2 separate regions of the Homo sapiens genome follow, and region 1 is linked to region 2. The links are chromatin loops, found by intact Hi-C in ENCODE. Cell type or tissue: ovary. All regions are shown on one strand. Each heading gives the region's core, and the rest is flanking DNA. Links, peaks and the distances in the headings are about the cores only.

Evidence for each region. Peaks named below come from ENCODE experiments on the same cell type or tissue, not always from the same donor. Only the 100,000 strongest peaks of a DNase experiment are listed, where the experiment ranks them.
Region 1: it touches region 2 in a loop (8-fold over the local background); 3 of 110 quality-filtered maps call a loop at or near these places.

The regions. Positions count from the first base shown.
Region 1 is chr6:71,332,360-71,337,752 of GRCh38, forward strand. LOC124901339 (a long non-coding RNA gene) reads right to left here and starts at 3,721. Exons shown (of 6, transcript XR_007059640.1): 1 at 1-3,721. In ovary, for the core only: no CTCF peak of the experiment used is centred there; no DNase peak of the experiment used is centred there.
Region 2 is chr6:70,212,091-70,217,483 of GRCh38, forward strand. COL19A1 (collagen type XIX alpha 1 chain) reads left to right here. Exons shown (of 51, transcript NM_001858.6): 51 at 1-378. It overlaps COL9A1 (collagen type IX alpha 1 chain), which reads right to left. Exons shown (of 38, transcript NM_001851.6): 38 at 4,036-4,991. The coding sequence ends at 4,807. Among named protein-coding and RNA genes, the nearest start is that of COL9A1, 88 kb to the right of the region's middle. In ovary, for the core only: no CTCF peak of the experiment used is centred there; no DNase peak of the experiment used is centred there.

The sequences.
Region 1 (5,393 bases), core at 188-5,187, 1.1 Mb after region 2:
TCTGATCATGGAAAATGATTATCAGATAAAACTTTGGCATCTTCTTTCTTTATTTACAAACACTTCTTCAGCATTGGTCTTTTATTTACTACTGTGGCAGGTGTTGTGGGAGATAGGGGAGCACTGCATAAGATGTGATTATCGTTTTCTAGGTGCTTGGAACTGAACATAGGAAACAATAGAAAATAGTATGGATAAAAGAATATAAAACAGTACATAATTAAAGACAAAAATTTCATCTATGTGTATAGTGGAGGTTGAGTATAACTTATGTTAATGTGTGAGGAGCTAGGCGAAATGTGTAATTTAAATCTTGAAAGGATACAGTTGATCTGGGAAAGATAAATTTGTGGTGTGGTAGCTAGTTGATCTATGTCCAGACTATGTTCATCTAAATTACAATTTTTGCTATTCACTTGTTCCAAAAGGTAGGATAGAAGTTTATTTAGAGTCTATGTCTCTTCTTCAGTGTGCTGCTTATAAAGATTTTGTACCAGGGTCATTCTCCTTGGCCATCATCCTATGTAGCCTCACAGGAAGGTGTCACAGTTCTGCTATTTCTAAATGTCACAGGCCCAGCCCACCTGTCTACTGCCATCTTTCTACTGTGAATGTCATGAAACGCCTCTGGGAGCATAAATAACTTTATTACTAAGCTGTAAAGTAGAGCAAGTTATTAATATTGTATGAATTGCATTCAATTCACTTTTTACCTCTAATAGGGTGAGATCTCACTATATTCTGGAAAGTATATCCTTCAAACTGCTGAGTAGCATGTATTGAATTAACTGAATTAGGAAGCCCCATTGCTGCTGGAAATTTGGACTGCAAGCTTGTTTTAATAAGTTCAAGTTTACTTCTGAGATCATCATTTTCTTTAGGAATTCAATTCAATAAGGCTGCCTAACTCTGACAGTAAGTACGAGAAATTAGATTTTATTGTGAAGTATAAACAGGCCTGCAATTGATGATATAAGACTCTAAACATCATCAAGAGGCTTGTGGACTGCTTTGCTATGGGAAGTAATTGACACTGAAAGCTTTTGGAAACTGAAGTTTATAGCACTGGGCCCAAATCAATGATATTTTATTTTATTTTATTTGAGGTATTTGAATAGGGCATTAGTTGGCATGTTCTAATACCATGTGATGAAGCCCAAGTTTGGGCAAAGTATTAACCTCCTCTACAACAAACAGAAGTTAGACAAGGTTTTAAAATTACCACCAGATCTTTGAGGAACAGAGGAAGAAAGTGTTCTAGAGATACCACAAACTGAGCTTCATTTGATGTGGGTTTATTTCTCGTGGGCCACTAATAATCACATGTTAAATTTTCTCCTCCATATTTAAAGATTGAGAGTCCATCCTACCCTTTATTATAAGTTGATTAAAAAACAAGACTCTCTAAAAAACTCAAAATACTGGGTTCTAGTCCTGGATTTTCCACCAGGTCACAAGATTCTTAGCCTTTATGTGTCCAGTGACAAGAAACATGACTCGTAACCTCGGTTTGCACAATCTTCTCTCAGGAACTTCCCAGGGAATGTGCAATTTCTGGCTCACAAGCAGGGAATAAGCTGATTCATTCTTCTGCTCAAGAATGAATCTTGGAATGCAAATGAGCATGTTATAGGAATAATCAAAATGTGATCTAATTTCTGAAAAAAAGTAATAATTTTCAACTGTTACTCTTTTATTATGAGTAACAAACTACTTGTGACATATTTTCAAGCCATGGTGACCTACTGTGAACACCTGGCTGGGAACTGCCACATTTGCAGTCTGGCTGACCATGAATGAACCAGTTAATTCCTCTGTTCTTCACACTCCTTACATGTAGGCATCTTCCAGTTCTGAATTTCTACAAGTACTGTCACCCAGCAGTAACCAATCCACGTGGGGCTACTCTCTATATATTTGTATCATGAGAACATAAGAAATTGCCTTGCTTGTTAAGTCTTACAGTTCCTTTAACACCAAATTCTGAATTTGACAATGGCACAGGAATATGATTTGGAGTATGTAATTATTTTCACTGGCATTCAAATAAAGGTTTATGGCTACTCCCTTGAAAATATTCACATGTTCTTCAAGGTCCATGTTGGATCTGTCAACTATTAACACATAATGAATGCAATAATATTATGATACAAATATTAGTGTGATGTAAATACAAAATATATATCTGCAATCCTTTCCAGCCCTTGGGGCACTAGCCTGTAAGTTCCAGGAGAACCCGGACTGTCTGATTTGTTCACTGTTCCATCCTCAGAGCCTGGCACAGAAGAGATGTCCAGTAATATTACATCCAGTAATATTTTTGGGTCAATTAAAAGATTCCATAGTAATTCCTTAATATGTAAGGTAGAGGTTTTAAAATTATTATTACCCGGTCTTGTTTGTTTACACATGAAACAAACCCAGCTTTAAAGAACTCAAATAAAAAGGAAAAGATGCTGTTTGTGTGATTAATTCTAGAACAAAAGGTGTGTGCCTGGTCTTGGGAGCAACTCTCAGGGGTCCAAATCAGCAGGCTTTCTGTCTCCATCTCTCATACCTCATTTACCCCAGTGTCCTCCATAAGGTGACTCATAGTCACAGGTAGCATGTCAGTCACATTTCAGTTTCCCCATCAGAGAGGGGTTTCCTCCTTTCCTTAGTTTCAGTTTGACTCTGTTATTTTTACTCACTCTTAGCAGCAAAGGTTAGGAGACAGGGTAAAGTTCAGTAGAAGGCCTTTTGTCAAGGATTTGCTAGTTCATGTTTAAACATGGGTTAAAGAAGGTTAAAAGGGATATTTCTTAAACATTTTTATTATACCTTTAATTGATTTGCCAATCTTGTGATGTAAAGCCAGGATCTTTTTTTTAAATTATTAAACTGACACTGTTGTTTGGAGCTACAGCTTGTTCTTCTTGATAAAAACTGACCCATCCATGCATCATACTTTTCAACTGTGACTTCTTTAAAATGGAGCAAAGATTTAATGATACTTGCAATATATCTGAGTGAAGAATCCATCTGGATGTTTAAAAATTTCCCTTCAATTGTGTATAATGGTATTTCCCATAATTAATTTGTCAGGATATTTTTGTTTGTTTTGTGATTTCCTTTATCAAGTTTTCCCAAAGCTTTCAGAATACATTTCACAGAAATAAAACTTTCATTTTTGCTGTGCTCATTTTATGTTTGTTTAATATTTAATGAGATTACTTGCTTATCATAACTAGTAAAACTGTTATAAAGATGTGAGAACAAATGCAATAGACTTTTGATTACTATGCAACTCAAAAGGGGCAATTGAAGTATGCAGACATTCTGAGAGATGCTGCCTAGCCACAGTGCTCAGTGGGTCCTGGATACCTGCTGGTCTTTTTAGCAGGTGAATGAAAAGCATCTGTTGTTCTGGTGATTCACATCTAACAAAGGTAACACTGAGCAGTGTATGGGAGGGACAGATAGGCACACATACAGACACACAATGCATAATGGGGTGGTTTGCAATAAAGATATGTACTGTGAGAGAAAAGCAATTCTGCCCAAGGGTAGGATGTAAGTTGGAGCTACTTCTTTAAGAACAGCAAAGAAAAGAAAGAAAACAGCAAATACCAAAGCAGGGATGTATAAAAGAATATTACAGAGCTTGTCAGAGAGCCAAATCATGAAAGAACTCTCATTCACAATTGCTACAAAAAGAATAAAATACCTAGGAATACAGCTAACAAGGAAAGTGAAGGACCTCTTCAAGGAGGACTACAAACCACTGCTCAAGGAAATCATAGATGACACAAACAAACGGAAAAGCATTCCATGCTCATGAACAGGAAGTATCAATATCATGAAAATGTCCATACTGCCCAAAGTAATGTGTAGATTCAATGCTATTCCCATTAAACTACCCATTGACATTCTTGACAGAATTAGAAAAAACTATTTTTAAATTCACATGGAACCATAAAAAAGCCTGAATATCCAGGACAATCCTAAGCAAAAAGAACAAAGCTGGAGGGATCACACTACCCAACTTCAAACTATACTACCAGGCTACAGTAACCAAAACAGCATGGTACTGGTACAAAAACTGACATATAGACCAATGGAACAGAATAGAGAACTCAGAAATGAGACCAGAGGCCTACAATCATATGATCTTCGACAAAGCTGACAAAAACAAGCAATGAGGAAATGATTACCTTTTTAATAAATGGTGCAGGATAGATAACTGGCTAGCCATATGCAGAAAATTCAAACTGGACCCCTTCCTTACACTTTAGACAAAAATTAACTCAAGATGGATTAAAGACTTAAATGTAAAACCCAAAACTATAAAAACCTAGAAGAAAATCTAGGCAATACCATTCAGGACCTAGGCACAGGCAAAGATTTCATGACAAAAATGCCAAAAGCAATTGCAACAAAAGCAAAAATTGACAAAGGGGATCTAATTAAACTAAAGAGCTTCCACACAGCAAAATAAACTATCAGAGTGAACAGACAACCTACAGAATGGGAGAAAATTTTTGCTATCTATCCATCTGAAAAAGGTCTACTATCTAGAGTCTACAAGGAACTTAACAAATTTACAAGAAAAAAAAACATTAAAAAGTTAACAAAGGACATGAACATACATTTCTCAAAAGAAAACATTCATGTGGCCAAAAAACATATGAAAAAAAGCTCAACGTCACTGGTCATTAGAGAAATGTAAATCAAAACCACAATGAGATATCATCTAGTGCCAGTCAGAATGGCTCTCATTAAAATGTCAAGAAACAACAGACTCTGGTGAAGTTGCAGAGAAAAAGGAATGCTTTGACACTGCCGGTGGGAATGTAAATTAGTTCAACCATTGTGAAAATAGTGTGGTGATTCCTCAAAGACCTAGAGGCAGAAATATCATTTGACCCAGCAATCTCATTACTGGGTATATACCCAAGGAAATATAAATCATTCTATATTCTATAAATCATGCGCTTGTATGTTCACTGCAGCACTATTCACAATACCAAAGACATGGAGTTAATCCAAATGTCCATCACTGATAGACTGGATAAAGAAAATGTGGTACATATACACCATGGATTGCTAGGCAGCCATAAAAAGGAACGAGGTCATGTCCTTTGCAGGGGCATGGATGGAGGTGGAAGCTGTTATCCTTAGCAAACTAACACAGGAACAGAAAACCAAACACTGCATGTTCTTACTTATAAATAGGCACTGAACAATAAGAACAATGGACACAGGGTGGGGAACAACACACATTGGTGCCTGTGTGGTGGGAGGGGGGACAGGAGAGCATCAAGAAGAATAGCTAAGGGATGTTGGGCTTAATACCTAGGTGATGGGCTGATCTGTGCAGCAAACCACCATGGCACACATTTACCTATGTAACG
Region 2 (5,393 bases), core at 300-5,299:
CTTCTGGGTGTAAGTAAAGATGCTGGCTATTTTACAACTTTTTATTGTATTGTGTTATGCAAAGTACATTTTGGAGATAAATGTTTTTCAGCACATTAATGTCTTTAAATTCAGGTTGTATTGGGTGTATTTTACAACTATTTATTTTTAAATAACATTTAGGGTGTGTTTTCCCCCATTTTGTTTGTTCTCTATCTTACCTCATCAAACTCTTTACGATTTAATTGAATATACTCATGTTAAGTGCAATGGCATTAGTTTTATTCAAAATCCCACATGGGCATAATGCTTTGAGGCCTTGATTCCTACATGTTCATTATGCATAATGAGCTTGTCACCTATCTCAGCAATAAAGGTTCTGACCCTATGTCAGGGAAATCTAAGGTGCAATTATTAAGGCCATATCTACTCTTCATCACTTGCCATGGCTGAAGCTCCACACTTCAGTCCATTTTGTTTGGTGTCAACCATGGGGATGCTCCAGAAGCACTCTTGGCTAACCATGAGCCCCACAGGTGTCCAAGGAACGTTAATTGGTCTATTGCAGGGTTCATGTTTGTACCATCATTATAGTTTTCTTTGTCACATGAATCATTGCTCAGCTTGAAATAATCAAGTTTGTCACCCATCTCCCTGGCAGTTCATAAAAAGCCTAGTCTAATTATTTCAGATGAGAATTATAAGCAGAATCAAAAGCCCAAAAGCAGGCAGTCCTTTGGGACTTTTGTCCCCCAGAGTGATCATCTCACTAAAATCATTTGAGACTTTTTGCTATAGAGGTCCCTGAGGGAGATAAGAAATAACACAATTAACTTTTCTCATCCATAGAAGCTTTTACACCATGAGTGATAAGGTAATAGGCAATAAGTAGTTAAATACATAGCAGGTTTTCTTAACAGAAATTAATTGCATCAAAACGTGCCAGAGGATTTATATGTTTACCTATACCGGGTAATAACTTACATAGTTCTTAACTATTCCTATCTTCAGGCCCCCTTTGGATAAATTAACTAGGTGCTCTCTAAAGAATGTTGTTGTCTTTTCACACACATATTTTCAACTTAAGAGACAAAATGGAATTTCAAATATATCTCAGAAAGAGAGGTAATTTGTTTGAGACAGTTTCCCTCCCTTGTTCTCTCTCCAGCTATGTTTTGATAACTTGGAGTCAAAAGTAATTTGTGAAGGCATGTTAAGCAGAGAGTTAGCATGAATTGCCATTTATTAAGACTAAAAGTAATTTTCAGTTAGCAGCATCCTCTTCCTGATAGCCAGATCAATCAAATATGTTACACTTCCTCTCGTTGATCATTTAAAGAGCACTTAAGCGTGTGTATTTACAGACAGGCATTACTACAGTCAGCCCATTTTGATTTAATAGTTCTTGAGCCATAGGTACTTTATACTGCCATGTCCTGGATCACAACTCACTAAAGAAGGCTACACAATTGAAAAGTATTTATTTTACTTTGCACAAAAGGGCTTGACCTATGTTTATTGAACACAAGTATTATTTTTAAAAAGATATTTAAAATCATTTATGTTTGTCACCCCTCTATAAACAGCAAGATTGCTAGTTTGCTAGTATTTTTTCCTTAATACTGAGTTTTCACTCCTTTTGCCAGGTTACCAGCAAATATTTTTAAGTAATTTTCTTGATATTTGGAAATCAGAATTTCTATTGGTTTTCCACCTATGTTGGTTTACTTAGTTTATTTTAGAGACAGGGTCTTGTTCTGTCGCCCAGGCTAGAGTGCAGTGGTGTGATCATAGCTCACCATGGCTTCAAACTCCTGGTCTCAAGCAATCCTCCAACCTCAGCTTCCCGAGTAGCTGGGACTACAGGTGCTCACTACCATGCCTGGCTAATTTTTAAATTTGTTTTTATTTTTACAGAGACAGGAGACTCACCGTCTTGCCCAGGCTGGTCTCGAACTCCTGGGCTCAAGCTATCCTCCCACCTTGGCCTTTCAAAGTGTTGGGATTACAGGCGTGAGCCACCATGCCCAGCCTTGGTTTACTTTTAAACTCAGAGACTGTATCTCAGAAACACTATAATCACCAAAAAATTTTAAAAACACAATAGAGGTGATCTTCTACAGCAGGAATTTATATTAAGCTTATTTCAGTTGGCAAATAAATCAGATTTTACTAATGATGTTTAAGAATAGCGATATTGGTTCAGTCAGCTTGAAATGTAAAGTATCCAAATAATCAAATCGATCATCTATCCTGATATGACTACTCATTCATATTCTTCTGCTGTGCAGAAGCCAATTACCCAAAACCATGCCAGGGAATTTATGTGCTCAGTCAGTCTCGGAAGTGATTTCCACAGTTCTTAACCAACCTGTCAGCTATTAGGGTTGAAAATCATATCATACTGCCATAGAAGCACCGGCTAGAAATAAATCAGGAATCATTTGCCCTTAATTAACATGCCAGGTTCAAACCAACTTTATTTATTTACACTCTCCTCTCCCAGTGAGTGCTCTAGTTGCCACTTTATCCAACTTTCAAAAATATCTCAGAGAGGATTTGAGATTTCTATTTTGCTAGAGAGACATGCTTGGTCAGATTCAACATTTACCAACTCTCTTTCATGGAGGGAATTTGCTGGGCTCTTTTCCTTGCAATTTCTAAGCCAAGTGTCTTCTGCTTCTGTAAACTACTTCACTTAACTGAAATTTATAACGAATTCTTCCTGCCATTTGGAATGTGGTAGTTTTGCATAATCTATTTGTAAGTGCTTGTTTCCAATGTTGCTGACTGTATCTGTGGAGCTTGTTGTACAACCTTTACATAACCAGGTTTGTAAAACAGTTGAGTGAACTGTTCTTTGAAATTTTATTTTTTTTAATTTTCTTATGAATATTATAAAACTTAGAAACATGTTTGATTATCTAATTTTTCTTTTATTGTATTTGATTATGTCACTCTAGTTAAAATAAAAGCACTTTGGTGAAAAGATAATTTCTATGCCTTTATTTAATTATGTGTCACAGCTCCTGAAAAAGTTTGCCATTTTTTTAAGGATTGTTTTAGGGAGCTATAACAGAGACCTTTATTTTCAAAAGTCATATTTGAAAAAAGGGAAAGAACATTCTTTCAGTCTATGTAAATAGCACTGATCTATATGGCAAAGTTGGAATCTTCTTAAGCAAAATTCATGCTAGAAGCATAAAACTAGATGCTGTAAGCAGTTTTAAAGAAATCCAAATACAGATTACATAATGATTGATTTAACCAAACAACTAGGACTAGAATTTAAAATGTATAAAAGTACACACGAGAAAAATATATATAAAAAATTATATTAGGGCTCACTCTCCTTTGACTTGACAGAATTTAGTTCCATAAACTAACTAAAGATACTATGTTGAGCTATTGTTTTATGCCCCAGCACAGGTTACTCACAGGCTCTGTGATATAAAATGAATATATTAAGTCTGTTGGATAGTTAAGTAGATGTTAATGAAACAGCAAGCCAATATGATTACACAGATAATAATAAAGTGCTTAAGTGGTCAGGAAATACTTGTTAAGAATACAGTGCTTTAGCTGAGCTGCATTTATAAAATTTACAAGAAATGGTGAAACATAAATCATGTTTACAATAAAGTTCTGAGTAGGAGGGAGCTAACAAGCCATTGGAATGAAGGCAGTGGTTCTTAACCTAGAAATAAAGCAAGGCTAGACTTAAAAAAGTCCACGAAATCTCTGAAATACTATACAAAAATATAGATGCGCATGCAGCTGCACATCTTTCTAGGGAATTAACATTTCGAAAAGGTCCATGAAGCTCTCTCCATACACACTAAAACACACACACACACACACACACACACATACGCATCTGTCACAGGGTAACACCCTCTGTGGAACAGCTTTTTAAATTACTTTATGTAGAAAAAACACTAATATTATAAACATACACCTATAGAACCAGTAGTTAAGTAATGTTTAATGTATCTAAATAAGCTCAGTAACTTCTTTTCATTGAACATGATTATTTATAAGAAAACATGCAAGAGATTAAGAAACCATATTTATTTCTTCTTTGGTACAACCAGAGATGTTACCTCAAACCTTTAAAATAAATAATCTCATCAATAAAATTTATGAATGCCAGAGTATTAAAATTATTTCTTTGCTTTCACATAGAAGCGCTCAAAATATTAACAGGTTTGGGGTAAAGTACATACAGTTCAACAAAAGTTCAAGGTGAAGAAGGAAACCAATACATGACGTAAAGAAATCATTTCGGGAGATGTAGCCCTTTCTTATCACTCCAGAGACAGCACATCGATGAGATTTTAAGCACCAATTCCATTGAATGTAGTGGGGTTTCTTCATAACTAGTCTAGTAATCCTCTATATAACTGAAACAATAATCTGAGAACAACTTCTAAATGAAAATAACTACTGCAACTGAGGTAAACCAAACAGTTGTTTTTGTTTATTGGCACAGTGGCCCACGATAAGACACATAGGTATAGCACACTAAAGCTCAAGATCCTGGGAACAGGAGTATAAATTTATTCAAGGGAGGTGTTTGGTTTTCTTTTTTTTTTTTTAACTGATGACTCTGCTGTCTTCCCTCCAAGGGAAAGGAAAGAGAACTTACTGAATAGCACCGTTCTTCTATATGTGATTGTCAAGTAGGACTTCTGTAATCATACTGAAGGTAATACATTGTAATCATGCTGAAGGTAATCATCTTTGCCCCAGCTTTGGATGGTGTTTCTCACCCAGGCTCCTTCACCAGGCGTGGTTCATGCAGACAGCCATGCAGCAGTAAGCCTTTCAAGGGTCAGGCCCTTTGTTAAATGCTCGCTGACCAGCCTGCATGGTGCAGGAGGCTGGCTCACAGAAACCGGGAAGCCCAGGAGGTCCCGGGGGTCCAGGCACTCCAGGAATTCCTGCCACCCCTGGGGGGCCTCGCTCACCGTCTCGGCCATTTCTGCCATAGCTGGCAGGGCCTGGGTCACCTGAAACACACAGAAGATTGCACATGTGAACAGGAGAATCCTCATTGATGCAAACTGGCAGAGGGCATGGCTCAGCAGCGCTCAGATAAGGGGTTTAACAAACGCTTTTGGAAGCGATGGATGATGACTGGTGATGATTGGTGATGATGATGATGATGATGATAATAAGATCCCTTCCTTGGACTTGGGTTTTCATGGAAATTAAAAGCAGAAAGAGACCTCAGTGTCTCTAACCCCCATTTCCATCAGTAGAGCTGCACCGTGCACCATGGTAGCCTCCAGCCACAGGTGCCTATTGAGAGCTGAAATGTGATGAGGCCAAATGGAGATGAACTAAGGATCAAACACACCTGGATTTTAAAGACTTGATATGAAAAAATGTAAAATAGTTCATTAATAATT